2 separate regions of the Homo sapiens genome follow, and region 2 is linked to region 1. A link is a contact called in ENCODE Hi-C or POLR2A ChIA-PET data. All regions are on one chromosome and are shown on one strand. The core of a region is the stretch at or near the end of the contact, and the rest is flanking DNA. Distances in the headings are between cores, read along the strand shown. Region 1 has its middle 50 kb from the start of HSD52. Region 2 holds the start of HSD52 (a long non-coding RNA gene).

What was found. A loop is a pair of places that touch in the nucleus more often than their neighbours do. ChIA-PET counts read pairs that join two places held with the same protein, here RNA polymerase II (POLR2A). Pooled maps may share reads with other maps.
Region 2: a map of cardiac septum shows a loop between it and region 1 (2.3-fold over the local background). The contact joins the promoter of HSD52 here to the enhancer-like site in region 1. A Hi-C loop is called at or near these places in 14 of 168 maps with a recorded cell type or tissue (Right ventricle myocardium inferior, cardiac septum, endothelial cell of umbilical vein and 8 more) and 4 of 50 pooled maps. POLR2A ChIA-PET finds 5 or more read pairs at or near these places in 2 of 52 experiments (MCF 10A and Panc1).

Annotation. Positions count from the first base shown.
Region 1 is chr1:59,094,375-59,099,148 of GRCh38, reverse strand. No RefSeq gene overlaps it. Among named protein-coding and RNA genes, the nearest start is that of HSD52, 50 kb to the left of the region's middle. Within about 2 kb of position 2,530, at least 2 of the 41 ENCODE cell types and tissues checked have a DNase peak (open chromatin) inside an H3K27ac peak, as active enhancers do; they include heart right ventricle, where a contact is called at or near this core.
Region 2 is chr1:59,144,142-59,148,915 of GRCh38, reverse strand. It overlaps HSD52 (a long non-coding RNA gene), which reads left to right and starts at 2,109. Exons shown (of 3, transcript NR_027120.1): 1 at 2,109-2,240. RefSeq lists a silencer at 1,951-2,100 and an enhancer at 2,221-2,280.

The DNA.
Region 1 (4,774 bases), core at 1,281-3,780:
GGCCCTGGAATTTCAACAGATTCTATAATCGCATAGCGTAGAAAGTGAAGGCTTTAAATACTTTTATGATCCAGATCCCAGTTTGACTCATCACGCAAGCAGATATTACCTAAAATGAGACAGAATCAGAACTGGAGGGAATACATGAAGGAGGGAACTGGGGAACAGTGGGTCATGATCTGACCAGGATCATATAATTAGTGAGTAACTGAACTGGGACGGGAACCTTGGTATCCAGCCTTCCAGGCTGGGGTGCTTTCCAGCACACACCCACTGTCATTCTACTTTCCATCTGCATCTTTTGTCACTGCCATGGATGTATCAGGGTTTCAGTATCTGTGCTGATTGTCTAGGGAACATTAGCCAGAAATGAACAGCACGTTTCTAAGAAGGACCTGATATCACCAGTCATTATGTCATGAGGCTGCAACTCAATCCCCAAAGAGGGTAATTTAGCAAAACTACACTGATATGTAGATTCAGGATGTGGACTGAATGTGAAAAAAATTAGAGTTACTCTAGCACAGAGTTCTTTGGAATCAGACGCAATAATTTACTCTCTGTGTGACTTTTTTCAGGTTGTTTAATTTCACTAAGCTTTATTTTTTTTTTCACCTTTAAAATGAGCTTACTAGCATGTTTCTTGTGGGATCCAGGGAAGAGACTGCTAATTGTTCCCAGTTTAGTTTTCTCCTTCCTCTATAATAATAGAACTCAAAAAAAAAAACAACAAAAAAACAAAACAAAAACAAATAGAACTCTTAGTTCTTAGCTGAGCAAACAACTGTCTGGAATGAAGACAACATTTCCTCAGTTTTTATTATAGTTGGGGATAGCCACATGAATCTGTTCTGCACAGCGGGAGGTCAGCAGAAATGGCATGTCCAACTTCTAGGAAATATCCTTAAAGTACCAAGACATGGCCTTCTTTTTCTCCCATTTTTCCGCTGCCTCCCTTTGGTTGGAATACGGGGGTGAAAACTTCAGCTAGAGGAGCTATCGGGGACCATGAAGTAACTTTGGGAATGAAGGCCACATGCAAGGAAGCATAAGATAACAGTCTGGGATGCTGTGAGCACTAAACCCCTGTCCTTTTTAAACTATGGCTATTTGAGAACTAAGATGGTTCACACAGTGATGGGAAGAAGTCCCGCTAATATTAACTCCTTGCTCTAAGGACAGCTGCTGCTTTTGTCTGCTTGGCTTCCCTTTCTCCTGATTTTAATAATTGCACCTCATGTTTTCTTTGAGGAATGACCTCTTCCTCCAGACTTAGTGGAACTGTCAATTTAAGTTGTATCACCCTTTCCTAAACTGGACCAACTGGACTTTGATTTTGGATGGAACTTGAATCTTGAACAGTGTAACCCAAGCACGAAGAGTGCAAGAATGGATATGTTCTGGAGGTGGGTGACAGGGAAAGCTCTTTCTTACTAAAGAATATCAATATGGAAATGTAGCAGGAACTCTAAAAATAGAAAATCAGCATGGCTATCATACTGGATTCAAACAAAAATCATCAATGGAGCTAAAACCATTGCATGAAAAGATGCTGGGAAACAGGATATTCATACAGTCTCCAAGTATAGTACTCTACAGATTACTTATCAACTACAAAGGCATAAAGCTACATCCCCAGTGGAGTAATCTGGTGAGCATCACTTAGCCAGGTGATCAAAATTTATATCACCAATGATAGAGCATACTGTCGGGCCCTGAGAAGGAACATCACCTATCTAGTATTCATGCCCAAATGGGTTAACCCGAATCGAATCAAGAAGAAATAAGCAGATGAATCCAAACTGAGGGAGATATTTTATGTCAGTTGGCCTAGACTCTTCAAACATTTTACTGTTATGAAAGACAAAACGCAAACAAACACAACAACCTGGGAATTCTAGTTGAGGAGACTAAAAATAATGATAGTTAAAATACATGATGCTTGATTGAATCCTGGATAAATATAACAACTTTAAAGGACAGTTTGAGGACAATTGGGGAAATTTGCATCTGGACTGTGTATTAGATTATAGTATTGTATTAAGTTTCCTGAGTGTGAAAACTGTGGTTATGTGGGAGAGTATTCTTGTTTCCTTGTTCTTGGAAGCTCCATGCTGAAGTATTTGAATCAAAGTATCATGACTGCAACTAGTATTAAAATGGTTCAGCAAAAAAATTGAAAGTAAATACACACACATACACACAGGAGAGAGAGAGCACGCAAATGTTGCCAAGTGTGAACCCTTGGTGGGCTGCTTGGTGGCTTGATGAACTTGTACTCGTTGTACTATCCATGCAATTTTTCTGTAGCTTTTGACACTTTTACAAATAAAAAGTGGGGGGAAAGTCTTTCTTCCTCTTTCCATTTATAGAGTGAAACACAAAGACCTTCAGTGCAATGCTTATCTCTTGTCACATGCCTTGGGTCCTTAAAGCCAAAAATCCAGTGGATGGTCAGGGGTGTGAGTCTGCAGCTATCAGCACGGAGCCGAGGAGACTGTCCGCTGCTAGGGGTGACACTTGATGTGACGTCCGTGAAGTCCGCTCAGTCCGTGTATCAGTGGCCTTTGGGACATTCCCAGTGCAAGGAAATTGAGAGCCCATGACAGAAGTAATGAGGCCTGGCCCCTCTCCTTCAGACTTGTCTCCTACCTCTCTCCTGGCCTTCTACTCTCTGGTTCCTTCTTCTCCATAAATAGGTCCTGTTGGTCCCCACCTCTGGACATTTGAGCCTGTTGGTCTCAGAGTCTGTAATGTTTTCCCTCAGGAGCCTTGCATGGCTGCCTCTCTCAGCTAAAAGCAACCTCCTCACCAAGGTCTTTCTTGCCCACAACAGCTAATGCTTTCCTCCACCCCCAGACCCCTCTCTACCCCATTTCACCCTTAGGTTTCTTTCACAACCTTCATCACTAGCTGAAATTCTAGCTGGAATTCTCTTACTCATTGTCTTCTGCACCCAGATATTGTATTATTCAGGATTCTGCAGAGAAACAGAACCAATATGAAAGGAGATTTATTATTAGGAATTGGCTCAAGTGCTTACAGAGATGGAGAAGTCCCATAATCTGCTGTCTGCAAGGTGGAAAGCCAGGACAGCTGGGGGTGTAATTCAGTCTAAAAGTCTGGGGGCCAGAGATCCAGGAGAGCCAATGGTGTCATTCCCAGTCTGAGGGCAGGAGAAGATGAGATCAGCTTCCAGCTCAAGCAGTGAGGGAGGAAAAAAAAGGGGTGAATTCTTCCTTCCTCTGCCTTGTGTTCTATTCAGGCCCACAGTGGATTAGATGATGCCCATCTAGGCTGGGGAGGGCTGTTTGCTTTACTAAGTCCACTGATTCAAATCCTAGTCTCATTGGAAGTACTCCTGCAGACATATCCAGAAATAATGTGTAGTCTGGGCACACCACGGCCCCATCAAGTTGATCCATAAAATTAACCATCACAGATTGGACAAGGCCTGCCCAGCTGCTGCTCTTGTGGTGCTTACATTCTAGCAGGGAGGGTGGCATTGGACAAGTAGCCAGGAACATGATGGGGTTAGGACATGGGGAGGAGCTATGGGAGGGGAGGGCAGGCACTTGGGCTGGAGGTTGGTGGGATTATTTGCAATCATCCAGGGATGGAGTGATTCCAATCAGGGTAGGACATATACTCTACCTGTGTCTAATAATAAAGCTACAATGAGGAACTAGGTCTCACTGAAGCTCCTTTCCCTACTCCTAGAAACCACTGTATCAGGCTTCTATGGGTGCGGTGCCATTGAAGTTGTCCTCTCTAAAATCATTAACTGGCCTTCCAACTGCCCAATCCACTGGTCACTTTTTTTAAACTTTACATTTTATTTATTTAATTTTTTATTTGATAAGTATATTTACTCCTGCAAGAAAAAGCTCATAAAATTAGATTAAGTGAAAAAGGTAGTATACAAAACCAAATAAAGTATGCTCTCACTTTCGTTATATATAAATCTATGCTTTTGTTTATTTGAGCATGTAAACCGATGTGCACATTGCAAGGATATGCAGCAAAATCCGAACAGGGATCATGTGAGGAGATGGAATTATGGTGACTTTCATTTTCCCCTTCATACTTTTTCATGATGAGCATGTATTACTTTTAGAGTCAGGGGAGGAATATTGTTATTTTTAAAGTGTACTGAGTGTGTTCCACCATCTTGCACTACGAACTGACTGTAGCAGCCATTTGTGGATGTGAGATGGCAGCTTAAAGAAGTGGCACCAGTTCTTCACCTTTCTCTGGACCATGTGACTGCAGCTCCTCCCACAGTGGCAGAGTGAACCTCATGGCCTCTGTTTTGTTTTGTTCATTTTCTTTTTCTTTTTTTGTTTTAGATGGAGTCTTACTATGTTGCCCAGGCTGGAGCGCAGTGGCATGATCTTAGCTCACTGCAAGCTCTGCCTCCCAGGTTCACACCATTCTCCTGCCTCAGCCTCCTGAGTAGCTGGGACTACAGGCACCTGCCACCATGCCCGGCTAATTTTTTGTATTTTTAGTAGAGACGGGGTTTCACCGTGTTAGCCAGGATAGTCTCGATCTCCTGACCTCATGATCCGCCTGCCTCGGCCTCCCAAAGTGCTGGGATTACAGGCGTGAGCCACCATGCCCAGCCTGTTTTTTTCTTTTTCAACTGTTACTTTAGAATTGGGGGTATATGTGCAGATTTGTTACAAAGATATATTGCCTGATGCTGAGGTGTAGGGTATAGCAGAACCTGTCACCACTGGTTACTTTTAAGGCCTCTTCTCACTTGATTTTT
Region 2 (4,774 bases), core at 860-3,359, 50 kb before region 1:
TGACACATTTGAAATGTGGCTAGGCTGAATTGAGGTGGGCTATAAATGTAAAATACATACTAGGTTTCAAGACAGTATAGAAGAAAATATGTATGATAGTGTGTTAATTTTTTATGTTGATTACACGTTGAGATGATATTTTGGGTATATTGGGTTAAACCAAATATGTAATTAATATTAAATTTACTTGTTTCTTTTTACTTTTTTAAATGTGGCCACTAGAAAATTTAAAATTAATTATGTGTCTCACATCATATTTTGATTGGACAGTGCTGCTCTAGAAATCTGGGAAGCTTCAGGGAGCAGGTACGTCAGGGGAACAAGAACCCAGAGGAGGTATGGGGAATGATGAGAGAAAATTAAAAAAAAATGCTGAAAGCAAATATGAATTACCAACTCTCTAATCTGCAGGTCAGAAAGGGTCATTGCAACCTTTGCAAGCCCCAAATCTGAGAGGTTGGGGCCCACCAACTTATGAAAATAGTATCATTCTCAAAACAAGCTCCAGCTGTGAGCCAGGGGATGGTTAACGGCTGTTTTTGAGGCAGATTTTGTAGATGGACGAGGCAAGAATCATTAGGGCAAAACAGTAAATCAAATTGGAGGGTAAAAGTCAATCCTTTAACAATGGCTGGGCCAGACCTCTAACATCTTCCTGCCCGCCCTTTTACCTCTCTGGCCTCATCTCCTACTCAGCTTCTTCCCCATCCCTGCCCCTACTCCAGTTACAATGGCCCGTTTGATGAGCCTCAAACACATCAGGCATGCTCCTGACTCGGGACCTTCGCGCTGGCTGTTCCCCCTGTTGGAAACGCTCTTCCCCTAGCTATCCTATGGCTTAATATCTTAACTCACCTCATCAATAAGGCCTACCTGCCCATCTTATTTAGAATTGCAACTCCAATTGCACTCCTTTACCCTACTCTTGTTTTTCTTTTTGTAACTGTTACTACCTTCTAACATATTCATTGATTTACCTTTTATTGTGTTTACTGTTAATCTCCCTATTAGGAAGTATGTTCTCCAAAGACAGGGATCTCGGTTTTATTTCCTTCATTATCCCCCATACCAAGTCAGTGCCTGGCATAGAGCACCTGCTGAATTAACTTTGTTTTTTGAATGAACGAAAGCGTCAATGGTGATGCTCAGGGCAGGTTTGGTCAGTGGACAGGCATCCTCTGTGTACCCTCTCCTCTCCGGAAGAAAAGGACTCTTTTTTCCTCTCCTGCAGTTGGATTTAACTAACCTCGCTTCCCGTTCAGCGTTTACTACTCAGGGTTCTGCCCTGTTCTGGATCCCACACATAGGCTCCCAAGAGAGTAAAAGAAGCAGTGAATGCAGAGGAAAACGCCCTGGATTGGAAGCTGGGATTCCTAGGTGCCCTCCTGGCTTAGCAGCAACGCACTTGTTTCCCCAGCTGTCAAGGGTTCCAGGCTCAGTGGGAGGCTGAACAAGGTGCTGACCGAGTTCAGAAGAAAAATGAGGGGAAAATCGTTACCTAAAGGGCAGTGGCTCTCCAGGGATGGTCCTTTGACCAGAGGAATCAGCATCACCACCCTAAACCCACAGAATCAGAAACCGTGGAGGGAGCCAGCAACGTGTTTGAATACAGCCTCTGGGTGATGCTGATGCACTCAAGTTTGAGAACTGCTACTCTGGGGGAAAGAAGGACTTTGTTGGAGCCTTGGAGGCAGGGACGGACTTCATAGGTCAGGCGAGAGGACAGGTCCCCGCGAGGGCGGACTAGCACTGGGTTGGTTCCCTGCATCCAAGGCCGCGCAGGGTGGTCCCAGCCCCAGTCTGACCTGGGAAGTTGGAAAGGCCAGGGCTCCTACGTGCTCACACCTCCACCCCAGGAAAGTCCCGGCGGCGAGGCCGTGACCCTCCGCCGGAACGCCCGCCTCCCTGCAGCCTCAGCCCCGCCCGGGAAAAACCGCTGCGACCCGGGGCAGGTCCGTTCCCGCTGCTCGCAGCCGGCGGTCCCTGGCCCGGCGGTCCCTGGCCTAGCGCCCCCGCGCCGCGCTGGTGGGGAGCGCGGCCCCTCCGCCCCGTGGCAAGTTCCCTTCTCAACTGCCCTGCGCCTCCGCTGGCCCGCGTGAAACCCTCTCTGCTGCCTCGACTGACTGTCGTTTCCGTGTCTTGATTGTGGCCTCTGCCTCTCCCCCTTCCGATTTCGTTCGACTTCTTTCTACAGTTACTAAGCGCCCACTGTGTGCCCTGGAAGGGACTAGACTCAGCAGGTAACGGGAAACGAAGGCACCTGCCGCTCTGAAGTTTCTCCGCATCTCCCTCCATCCTCTGTTCCATCCCCATTCTCAGCATTTGTCCCCTCCCTCCTCTTCTTTTTTTTTTTTTTTTTAATTTAATCTAAAGGAACCTTGCTTCTGGAAGACCTCACAGTAGAATTAAAAAGCCTACTTTTATCTGACTTCTAGAGAGTTGCAATTAAAATGTACATCTTACCTTGACTCATGCCAACAAGTTAAGCTGTTATCAGCTATTAACACCTCAACCAGAATTAGTTTATTAACCTAAAGCAGACAGCTTTATCCTATGGAGGTCGCCTACTTGAGATAAACTATTATTCACATACTTTCACTTTTGTGCCACTCACTCATTCAAAGAAAAATATTCAGTCGTTCAACTATTTATTGAGCACCTAGTATGTGCCAGCATTGTTCATGACTAGCACTGGTCGATGGCAATAATATTAACTACATACGACATTTTAAATTTTCTAGCAGCCACATTAAAGAAAGTGAAAAGACATAGGTAAAAGTAATTTTAATAATTTAACCCAATATGCCCTAAATATTATTTCAATATGTGATCAATATAAAAATTATCAATAAAATATTTTACATTTACTTTTTTTTTAATGCTGTGTCTTTGAAACTTTGTGTGTATGTTACACTTCCAGCACATCTCAGTTCCTGCTAGGAACATTTCAAATGCTTAATAGCCACATTGGCTAGTGGCCACTGTGCTAATCACTGCAATTCTAGACACTTGGAGAACAGCTATGGAAAGACAAAGGTAGAAAGTCAGTAAACTCATGAACAAATAAAATAATCATAAGTAGTGTTCAATGCTAGGAAGAAATTAAAACAAAGTAATGACATAGAATGATGGACATTACCTCATTTAACCTTTTCAATTCCCCCCTCAAGTTGAATAATAGTATATAACAATGTTATAGGCCGGGTGTGGTGGCTCACGCCTGTAATCTCAGCACTTTGGGAGGCCGAGATGGGCGGATCACGAGGTCAGGAGATCAAGACCATCCTGGCTAACACGGTGAAACTCCGTCTCTACTAAAAATACAAAAAATTAGCCAGGCGTGGTGGCGGGCACCTGTAGTCCCAGCTACTCAGGAGGCTGAGGCAGGAGAATGGCGTGAACCCAGGAGGTGGAGCTTGCAGTGAGCCGAGATCCCGCCACTGCACTCCAGCCTGGGCGACACAGCGAGACTCCGTCTCAAAAAAAAAAAAAAAAAGAAAAAAAAAAAACAATGTTATATAACAATTTTATAGCTATGAAAACTGAGGCTGAGACACAAAGAGCAACTTGTCCAAGTGCTTACAACTGGTAAATTCTATGTCCAGGATTCAGATCCCAGCTTGACTGTCTTCCATGCTCATTCCCATTACCCTACAAGGCCAGGTCATAAAGAAGACAGAGGGGAGGGAGGAGGAGTTGAATGGCTTTTGGGGTTTAAACTTTTGAGCACTGAACTAGGAATTTGGTGCTGCTGTGTGTTATTGATTAGGTCTCATGACCTCTCTGGGCCTTCCTCGCAGGTAACATGGAAAGCTTGGCCTTTTTCACTGGACCATTCACAAAGGGAATAAAGAGTTTTGAATAAAATAGTTAAACTTTTTATCCTCAAATGTACCTGCTTTTACACAAGTTTTGTGAAAAGCTCAAAGTATTTTTTTCCTTAGTTCGGGTGGACTAGACTAAAGACAATGGAGACAACATTGCATAGTGCTAGAAGCAGGGGGCTTTGAGTGGTGGTTGGCTGGTCATCCTAGCTATGGGAACTTAACTGTTTTGAGTTTCAATTTTCTTTATTTTAAAGCAGGTATCTACCTCATGGCATATTTGTAGAAGGGAAATGAAATGTTGCATGTAAGCATTTAACATAGCAACTAGCACATAGTAATCACACAATAAATATTGGCCATTATATTAACAGCCCCCATGGGTATTATACATTTGGCATTAGAAAGACTTGAATTTGAGTCTTAAATCTATCACCTACAGGCTGTGTGACTTAAACAAATCAATTAGTATATCTAGTTCATCTGAAAAATGGGAACAAGAACATTATTTGTACAATCTGCCACAGTGTCTCCATAAATGTCAACTAAGATTCTGTATGTAAATGTGCTTTGCAAGCTGTGAAGTGCTGCACTCATGTTGATTAATCTTGGTGGTTACTTTTCTGTCAAGGCTTCATATCCAGTCCTTTGCAGATCTGAGCTGCCTCATCATTGCCTTTGTAGCAGAAAACTGAGAACTCAATCTTATTTTTCTTTGTACTAGCAGCACTCATCAAAATGTTTTGTGTGCCAGTGTGTCCAGATTATTAAAGTTAGGAGTCAGAGGATCTAGTTTGGCCTCTGCTACACACTGGAGGTGTAATCTTAGACCAGTCATTTAACTTCTCCAAGCTGTTTTCTTAGTCCCAAAATAGGAATAGTCTTAATATTTGACTTTCCTACTTGTTGGGGTTATTCAGGATGATAAAAGAGATAAAAAGCCTGTTGAA